2 separate regions of the Mus musculus genome follow, and region 2 is linked to region 1. A link is a loop called in an ENCODE intact Hi-C map of the cell type or tissue named here. Cell type or tissue: gastrocnemius. All regions are shown on one strand.

What was found. Peaks named below come from ENCODE experiments on the same cell type or tissue, not always from the same donor. Only the 100,000 strongest peaks of a DNase experiment are listed, where the experiment ranks them.
Region 2: it touches region 1 in a loop (5-fold over the local background); 28 of 42 quality-filtered maps call a loop at or near these places.

What each region holds. Positions count from the first base shown.
Region 1 is chr14:32,030,402-32,035,401 of GRCm38, reverse strand. The region is part of intron 1 of Galnt15 (polypeptide N-acetylgalactosaminyltransferase 15); the gene reads right to left. Among named protein-coding and RNA genes, the nearest start is that of Galnt15, 3.8 kb to the right of the region's middle. In gastrocnemius, a CTCF peak has its summit at 2,697 (motif pointing right); a DNase peak (open chromatin) is centred at 2,693; H3K4me3 peaks cover 4,012 bases; H3K27ac peaks cover 3,833 bases.
Region 2 is chr14:31,791,559-31,796,558 of GRCm38, reverse strand. The region is part of intron 1 of Ankrd28 (ankyrin repeat domain 28); the gene reads left to right. Among named protein-coding and RNA genes, the nearest start is that of Ankrd28, 36 kb to the left of the region's middle. In gastrocnemius, a CTCF peak has its summit at 1,876 (motif pointing left); a DNase peak (open chromatin) is centred at 1,907; H3K27ac peaks cover 747 bases.

The DNA of each region.
Region 1 (5,000 bases):
AACGGCGTTTTAAAAAGCTGCAGGCAAGCGTACATAATTTTAGTGCATTTTCAAAAGGAGTGACCTCAGATCATATGAATATCCGTCAGAAAAGACTGTGAATTAAGTGAGGAGTTAACACTACAACTGAGATAGAAGTATGGTCTCTGCCTGCTCTTCTATTGACCGATGAAACAATATTCTAAACAAAAGTGTGTATGTGTATGTATGTGTGAGTGTGTGTGTGTGTGTGTGTGTGTGTGAGTGTCTCTGTGTATGTGTGTCTGTGTGTATACACATGTGCATACAGGTGCCTGCAGAGGTCAGAAGAGGGCATTGAATCCTCTGGAGCTGGATTTATAAGCAACTGTGAACTTGATGCCATGGGAGCTATATTGCAAACTCAGGCTGTTTGCAAGAGCAATGCGGGCTCTAACTGCTGAGCCGTCTCTCCAGTTCCTCATATTCCCCGAGCCCAGTACTGGGGCTTGATTCTTGGATGGAATGGGCTAAGCACATTCCCTTGCACTGAGCTATGTCCCAAGCATCCAACTTTCACATGAGTGTTAGTGCCACAGGGAACATCTGATGTAGCGATTACTGCCACCCCTCACTAGTCTGAGTGGGGCCTTGGAGTCTGCAGGGCTGATGCCATAGGTCTATGGATCCCACCTGGGTGGGGCCAGGTAACTAACACTGGTGTAAGTTCTCCTCCCTAGGAATGAGAGGGAATCTCATGCAGGCTGACCTCTCCCCAGATCCCTAAGGCCAGCACAGAGCAAGCCCCCTCCTCACACTGGCACCCTTAAGCACTTTGGACTTTTGGGTTATACTGAGCAGTTTCTGCCTCAGCCATGTGGCAGTGAGAGGGATCAGAGGAAACATTGTCCCCCATCATGGCCACACCACATGGGCCTCAAGGGACAGAAGCATGGTGTCTTCTGATTGCCCTCATGACATGGCCGGCTAGGCCCAGATCCAAACTTCACTGACAATGTTTTGGTGGGAATGGGGATGCTGGGTCCCTTCCTAGTTCTGTTTTTCCTCTCCCTCTGCCGCCCTGTCAGTCATAGCTCCATTGTCTCTCACAGGTCAGACTGTTGAACTCACAAGAGGAGCAGAGAGTCATCAGGTGACCCACTGTCTGGCATGTCCCAGGCATCTCAGGGAACGGAATGGACCATGAATTATGACACTGCTCTCTGCTCGACAACACAGCTACCTCCTAGCTCAGGAGAAGAGACCCCTCCCAAGCTCTTTCCACTGGCTTTCAATGCTGGAGACCAGCCTTGTGCAATTAGACCCTGCTTCTCAGCCTGGCTGCCTGCAAAAGCCATCTCACCCTCATGGATCAGATATGAGGTGGGGCACAAAGACCAAATGTCTGTGTTTGAACTCACACACAGGCGAACTGGGCCTACACATACTTGAGATCCGCTGGTGTAGGCCCTGGCTGCTGAAAGCAGAGCCAGGACAGCAGACTTAGCCTCTCAGGCTGCAGCCCAGACCTCCGAAATCCAGCTCTGCCCACCAACCCACTACTGCATGTTCACAGGCATGTTGAAGGTTGAGGATCCCTGCTCTGGCTAACCTGACCTAGAAAGTTGACTTTGAACAGGGTTCCCAGAGCATCTTCAGAGCATCTGTAGTGCCCAGGAGCCTGTACTTCAAACAAGCCTTCTGGGTGCTTGGATGCACCACAAATATTAAGTGTAAGCCAGATGGGCACTTTGTAGGTTGCATTTAGCCCTCTGGTGTTCTGGGACGAGACTCTGGGCAGTTTCAGCTCCTTGGTACTACTAAGGATTCTGTGGTAGGCATCCACCAATGCACTCTCAGAGGCTGGGAGGTGACCAGCTTTAAGACCGGCAAGCTTTAAATGTTTGCAATTCAGGTGTCTTTCCCAGGCCTGGTCCAGAAATTGGCAGACTCGGAGTCTACCATAATGGTTTAAGAGCTTAACTTTGGCATCGAACAGGCTGTTGGGTCACATGGCACCAACCCATTCCCCTTTCTACACCTTGATTTTCCTCATTCATAAAATGGACCCCACTGAACAGATCTGTGAAGCAGATTCAGGAGGTAAAAGCCACTTATTGGGGGAGTCTCTAGCACATATTATATGTTTACTAGAGTTTGCCTCTGTCTGGAGACATTTGTTCTGAGATGGGGGTCTAGTGGTGTAGCTCAGGCTGTCTTTAAACCCACAATTCTCCTGCCGCACCCTCCTTCACCGAGTGCTGGTGTCACAGGCATGTACCACCATGAGCCTGTCTTTTGGCTTCTTTTACTCTAGTATTTTTTTATATTTCAGTCTTTCATTATCAGTAACTCCATTGAATGTCCTCCATGCAAACTGATCTCCAGCTGCAATTCTTGAGGAGACCTCAAACCTAGCCAGGAGACTGACAAAAACCAGGGTGGTGTGGGGTCTGGGTGAAGGTCAGGAGGACATGCCTGGGTTAGGAGTCAGGGAGGAGACTGGAGGCGTGTGGGACAAGGGACACCAGAGGCAGAGGTCTCCCAGCCCTGGCAGGAAAGCTCAGGGCTCCACACCACATACAGTGCTTACTATGTGGTGTCTCTTGCTTTTCTACCCAGTAGAATGGGATGGGGGTGGGGGACACTGCTACCTTGGATAGGGTAGAGGTTGTGCCTGGAATCAGATTGCAGGTATGAGCGCTGGTTGTATCGACTGCACTCACTGCCAGTGACCAGCAGAGGGCTCTGTCTACCTCTACATAGAGTTGGTAACTGAGACTCCCAGATTGGAGTGCCCAAGTGTGTGCTTCACTGGAAGCAAAGAGGTTTCTTGACGCCAGAGACCTTTCAGTGTGGAAATGGGGTAGGTCCCAGACAACTGCGATGCACTGGTTACCATGGAGGGAAGAAACAGCCAAAGAAACGGTCTGCCCAACGTATACGTATATATCCAAGCATGTTTATATCAAACACACCTGGTATATGTGTATCCACTTGTACCACCAACTCCTGTGCACACATGAACATTGCACCACAAGTATATACACATGAAACACACTTGCACACAAGCACATGACCATTGCAAGAAACATTTACAACACACATGTTACACGCATGCAAGCTATAGAACACACATATGCATGCCCCATAGAACATAAAAAATATTGTATCATAACATATACATATAGGCATAGGCACAGTACATGTCACATCATACACACATGTACCATATGTATACACATTATACTCCTGCATGCTAAACATAGTAACATCTACACCTGTGCCCAGTAATCATGCCACAAAATGCACCCAGTTCATACTGTACACACAGCATATCCATGTACTACATAATAAATGCATAATACACGCACATGTGTCTTACACACAGAGCACTTGCAGCACATATGCAGCACATACAATATGTATAACACATATAATATACACAAAGGCCCATAATACATATGAAACACTGTCCCAGCACAATACACATACACACTACATAAAAACAAGACAAACACACAACTTAACACACACACAGTTCCACATAATACATGCCCCAATGCACAATAGATATACTATGTATGTATGTACAGTCTACATCCACAGCTTGAAAACACACACACCATCATATCAATATAGCTCACACCTATGCTTATCATACCACACAACCTGCAGATACCAAACCCTAAACTACTATGCACATGTACTACCCACCACACACCCCATTTAAAGTACATAGCATAATATACACTCAACACACAGTGCACGCACAGGTCATAGGTGCACAAGCACATGTGTGCATGTGTAGGGTGCTTTGGAAACACAGTCACACACACACACACACACACACACACACACACATCCCCAAAGCCAGAGCCAGTGTTTCTTGTTTATGGAATGGAGATGTTCACTCTAGCTCTCAGCCAGTGAGAACACGCACGGAATGAACTGCTAAGCTGTTCCTTCATCCAGCAGCTGTATGGGGTGTGCGGGATGCTGGGTCATGCAGTGTGCAATCGCTCCTGACCTTCTGCAGACTCAACACAGCAGGGGAAGCAGGCACTGCAGAAATGCACACACTCAGAGCCATGTCTGTTCTACAAGGTGTTGTGAGTTCAAAGACAGCCCGAAACCAGAGCAGGGCAGGAGTGTCCTGGGAAGAACTTTTATAGCCAAAGTGTGAAGTTAGCATAGCAGAACTGGGACTCAGGGCAGGTGAGTATTGCAGGACACACAACCTAAACTGGCTCGTGCTCCCAGTGATCTGCACACCTGTGCACGTGAGTGGCTCAGCGACCAGGCTGAGAGGGGTTAGGGGTCCAAAGAGTCCCGGCCCTGCTCCTAGTTATCCCACACATGTCATTTTGCTTCCAGGGATAGATGATGTTTGCTTTCCAGAAAGCTCAATGGGCTGTGGAAAGAGCCATGGCTTCTAGGGCAGGGCCCAAGGCCACTCTAGCTACCCAGCCACATTGCTTCTGGATGTGAGCAGGCAATCTCTTGTCTGTCTCTGTGGCTATTCATGGTGGGAAGGGACCGGGGACTAGAGAGTGAGCTACTGTCTCCCTGGGCACAAATCTGCATGTCACATACATCTAGAAGCTTGAATCCTGGGGTGGGGCGCCCTGCAGGCTGAGTTGTAGGCAGTGCAACACACGAACTCTCAGGCATTGGAACTGTTCCTTTCTTGTAGGGACCAAGGAGAGGAGCAGAAAGTGACGCTACAGGCTCCCCTGGCACTTAAATGCCACAATTCAAATTTCTCCTTTGACACTTACTAGCTGCAGTGAGCAAGCTGCAGGGCCTCTCTGTGCCTTACTTTCAACTGTACAAACCAGGCGTGAGGCTAACATTCGTACAGTGCAAGTGGACTTTTCTAGGGCCTTATGGGTCTCACAGGGAAAGCTCTTAGATTAAAACCAGGCACAGGGCAAGAAGTACGTAGACATTTCTTGCAATTCTTGCATCTGCTTCTTTGACCCCAGATAAAGGTAAACACTAATAGTAACCCAACGTGAAGACTGCCCTGGAGTCAGCAT
Region 2 (5,000 bases), 240 kb after region 1:
GTAAACATCTATGAAAGAACTTTCTGCTTTATTGTTTATTTACTCTTCATTTACCTTTCTTCCTTAACAGAAGAGATGAGCATTTAGGGAAATAGAAATGTTGCCTCTGGGGATTTTATGTTGTGGACTCTTGATATTATGTTGGACTGTGTGAAATTGCTCATTAACTTATAGGCTGTAAATCTTGGAGAAACAAGAATAGCCAAAATAAAATAAAATAAAAGTAGAGGAGCTTTTGACAATTCTTATGACAAGATATTATATAGTTTGTAGTATGAAGTGTTCATTCATGAGAAACAGTCCTTCACTGGTTTATGTTAAGCAGAACACAGAACTGATACACTGCTGTGAATGAGATACGATCCCTGCTCTTGAAGAGTCTCTGAAGGCTGGGCCTTTACAATCTTCTTGTGTGTTTAACTCCATGGTTTATCTATCAGTATAGCCACACTATCTCAGGTTGAATTCACTATAACCAGTGACTTCTACTATAAGCATTTTGGCAGTAATTTTGAGAACAGATTACTGAGAAATGAAGCATGCTTTGCTACATGAAAACTTTGTGCAAGAAGTTGCTCTATATGCATCATTATTATTTTATCTCTGTGTGGGTGTCTTGTCTGCATGTATATATGTACATCACATGATGCATGCATGCCTAGTACCTAAAAGAGGCCAGAAGATGGTGTCAGGATTCTTGGAATTGAAGTTACAGAAAATTAGAATATGAACCAACCAGTACCCCCAGAAAATTGAGATTCACCATGTGGGTCCTGGGACTCAAACCAGGTCCTCTGGAGGAGCAGCTAATGCTCTTAACTGCTGAGTCATCTCTACAGCCCCGAAATAACTCTCTTTAGGTGTTGGTAACTTAAATACTTAGGTCACTTTGTGAAATTAAGAAGCAGAATAGTTAATAAAGAGTAGCAGGTGCTTTCCCTTTCAAAATAAATATTTCAACAAAAGAGAGGGACAAACAAAGCAAGCAAAACAGGAGGGCTGTGGTAATCCTGACTTCACTTTTTGTGTAATATTTTTTCATTGTAAATTAAATTACAGGTGGAAGAAAGCTACAGTCTTTATTTTTTGTTTCTGGTTTTTGGTTCTACAGTCTTTTACTGTCTGTTCTTCACTATACTGGTCTGTATAGCAAAACCTAGGTAAAAGAAATGCATGAGAGACTTTGTGTAAGATTCATAAAACAAAACAAAAAACCCTTGTTCATTGATGTAATTTTAGCATATAATTAATTATGAACAAGCAATAAGTTGAATAAATATTTGTGGGGATAGATTATTTGAGCACCTAATTTGGTTAAAGAAAGAATGATTTACGTATTTTTATTTTGATATGTTATTTAATAAGCATCAAAAGAGTCGCATATTTTTTGAAGTGACTGCATTGTGTCTGTCAGTGCTGTAATAGAAGGCTATTTTTAAACAGATTGAGCTTGACTGGAAATGTTAAAATAATTACTATCAAAGTTGAGTATGTTAGCTGGCACATGCCAGTAATCTTAATAAAGGGGACTGAGGGAGAAGGAAGAGAAGAGTTCAAGGCTGGTCTAGTCTTGTTTATCAATATAACCAACAACCCAAACCTCTAAAATTGTCCTGAGTAGTGTTGTGTGTGCCTGTGATCCTCCCAAGGCAGGAGGTGTGTGAGTTTGAGGCCAGTTTGAACAACGTAATCAGACTGTTTGTTTGTTTGTTTGTTTTGTGTTTTTTTAAAAAGATGAACTATGAAGCTCCTTATTCATTAGAAACTTCTGTTTAAAATATAAGATTGGAAAAATATTTTTGTATTGGTAAAAATAATCAAATAAATACTGAAGATTTTTTCTTTTGTATTTGCTGCCACCAAGTGGCTGATTGGTGACATTACCAAGTTTGTTACATGTCTAGACAGTGCAATTTACTATATATATCACGGTATACTTGCACCTGGCTTGGGCTGACCTTGAACTCACTGCCCCTTGACTGGGAGGATTTATAGATGTGTGCCAACATAATCAGCCACCCTGATACTTTGAACTAGCTTGATTTGGCTACTTTACAAGCCATAGCTTACTTTCTTGGACCAGAGCTATTCTTGGCACAGAACATCATTTCTGTGTTCCCGGTATTTTGCAGAGGCCTCTTAGGACATTAGCAACTAGTGTTAATAAAGGTGATTAAACATTGGACTAGCACAGGGTCCCCAGTGGAAGAGTTAGAGAAAGAACTGAAGGAGCTGAAGGAACGAACCCCTTGCAGCCCCATAGGAGGAACAGCAATGTGAACCAACCAGTACCCCCAGGGCTCCCAGGGACTAAACCACCAACCAAAGAGCACACATGGAGGGACCCATGGCCCCAGCCTCATATGTATCAGAGGATGGCCTTGTGGAACATCTATGAGAGGAGAGACCCTTGGTCCTGTGAAGGCTCGATGCCCCAGTGTAGGGGAAAGCCAGGAGTGGGTGGGTTGGTGAGCAGAGGGAGGGGGTAGGATAGGGGGTTTTTGGAGGAGAAACCAGGAAAGGGGATCACATTTGAAATGTAAATAAAGAAAATATCTAATAAAAAATTTAAAAGCAACCAAACAGAAAACCCCAAACAAACAAAAAAGCAAAGATGGTTAAAAAAAAAAAAAAAAGAACAATTTTCTAGTGTAGTGTGAAAATATGGTTGATGCATACTGTTTCACACAGGTTTAATTCTGACATGTATTCTTTAATGAGAGTATACATGAGAATTACGATTTCATAAGTTTTTAGAACTAATTTTACTAAATTAATTATGGAGAGTTTATTTTTACTCCAGAAACTGTTATATAAGCATGTATAACATTCTTAGAAAAAAGAAAAAAAAGGAAACTCAAATGTTTACTATTAGGAAGTGGGCTGCTTACAACATTGTGTACTTTTGTGTAGAATTTGATGTAATCATTCTAAGTGTTAGAGAGGGCTACGTGGAGCCATGGGTGGGTGCGTCCTTCTTTTCAGAAGCATGCGTCTGTCCCTAACACTCAGCTTAAAGCTTAAACCCCCATTTTGTTTTGAGGGGAAGAAACATATTAACAAAATATATAATTGGAAGTTTTTAGAAACATACAGAGAAAATAGCTAGCAGTATTTAAGTTTTAAGTAATAGTATGGTAAATTCTTTAAATTTATATATTTGAAATTAATGCTTTACATATTAATATATGAACAACATTTTACAAATCACTGACAGCCTTTGAAAACAAACCATGTATAAACAAATTGGCAAAGTGGCTGGATGTATTATCAGAAAATATATACAAGATTTGCTTGTGTGTGTTTTTAAGATTTAAGGTAATTTGTTGCGACCATGAAATATGAAAGCCCCATATTTTGGATTTCTTCCAAGAATCCAGTAAGAACCAGTTTTTATATAAAGACGGTCTCTAAAAATATTTTTCTTAAAAATGTATGTATGTATGTTTGTACGTGTGTGTGTGTGTGTGTGTAAATATGGCATGTATATTCATAGTTGGAAATTGGAGGCAGGTGGATTGAGGATTTGAGGCCAGTCTGGGCTATATAGAAAAATCTTCGTCTCAAAAAGGAAAAAAAAAAGGAATAAAAATATATAGCCTATACAAATTAGTTTTCTTGATAGAAGGAGAAAAACTAAATCTGAATCAGTAAAAAAAAGAACAAAAAAATTTTGTATCATTTAATAACTCAGTGGTTTTTTAAAAGTATATAGCTCCTTCCTATTCTTGCCTTGGATTTCTGTTTTCTGTCACAGGCCTATAGAACTCAAATAATACAACTACTGCTTCCATAGGAGTATGGAAAACAATATGGGAATTCCTGTGAGGGTAGGTTACGTTCAGTAGTCGTGTGTAGTAATCTTGTCAACATTTGTAATTGGCAATTTTTTTGCTACCTAGATCTTCTTAATACTTATTCTTACACATAATTACATGTGACTTAATAATTAATGTCAGCCCCATTTAGAGACAGTTCATGTATAGTAGTGAGCCCAGTATTGGTTGAAGACTTCAGTATATAGCAACTTAATAATTATGGTAGATTTTCAGTGGGAAGGGGTCTATAAATCCTACTTAATGTTGTCAGAGAAGCTTAGAGAAGAAAATATTAAGTAGTGGAGATAATGAGCAATACCGCAGAATTTGTTTTATTTTGTCCTGTAAAACCAATAAATACTTGCATCCCATTGCCCAGCTGTCCATTACTTTTCTCATTCTCTTACATATTAAATATAGCACATCATTATCAGCCATAGTAAACACAAGGAGACTTCAGTTATGTGAGTGTCTCCTGTGGTTTTAGTGAAAGTATCTTAGAATATCTCTCAGACTCTAGAGGAGAAGCAGCAGACTGGGGACACTAACAAGGCAGTTTGATAACTGCGCTGCTGTTTGTCGACCACATTTGAAATAGAAACATTCTAAAGACTTTGTAGTCATCAAAGGAAGAAGCTTGGCTCAGTGATGTTGCTTTGTACTGACCAGGCAGTGGTTTGCTTGCTGTCTTTTTGTTAGATGTGCTCTCTACACAGTAATGCTGTATGATGTTAACTAGACTCAATACAAAGTGCTTCAAAAACGAAAAATACCCTTACTGGAGTTTTATTTAATATGCCTTTAGTTTTATTTAACTTTTTTTTTTTTTAAGAAGAAAGCTGTTAAGTTAGGAATGTTAAGCTATTATTACCTATCTGTTTTCTAGTAAGAGATAAATTATTCGGTGTATTAAACTAGAGTAAATATGATCACACTCAAGACTCGTGTATGGGATTCATAACTGATGGTGAGTCTTTACTTGGCTCCCTTTTAAGAAATCTAGATTACCTTCCAAATGTTCTATTTTGTTTCTGTGTGTTTCTTTAATAAGCCAAGAGTTATAAAGTAGTTTAGGAATAATAGAAAGTAGACGAGGCATAGAATTTCCAGTGAAAACCTAGTTATCAACAACCATCCTGACTCCTTGAACCCACTGAGCTCTGCCTGCCTCTGCTCTGGTGT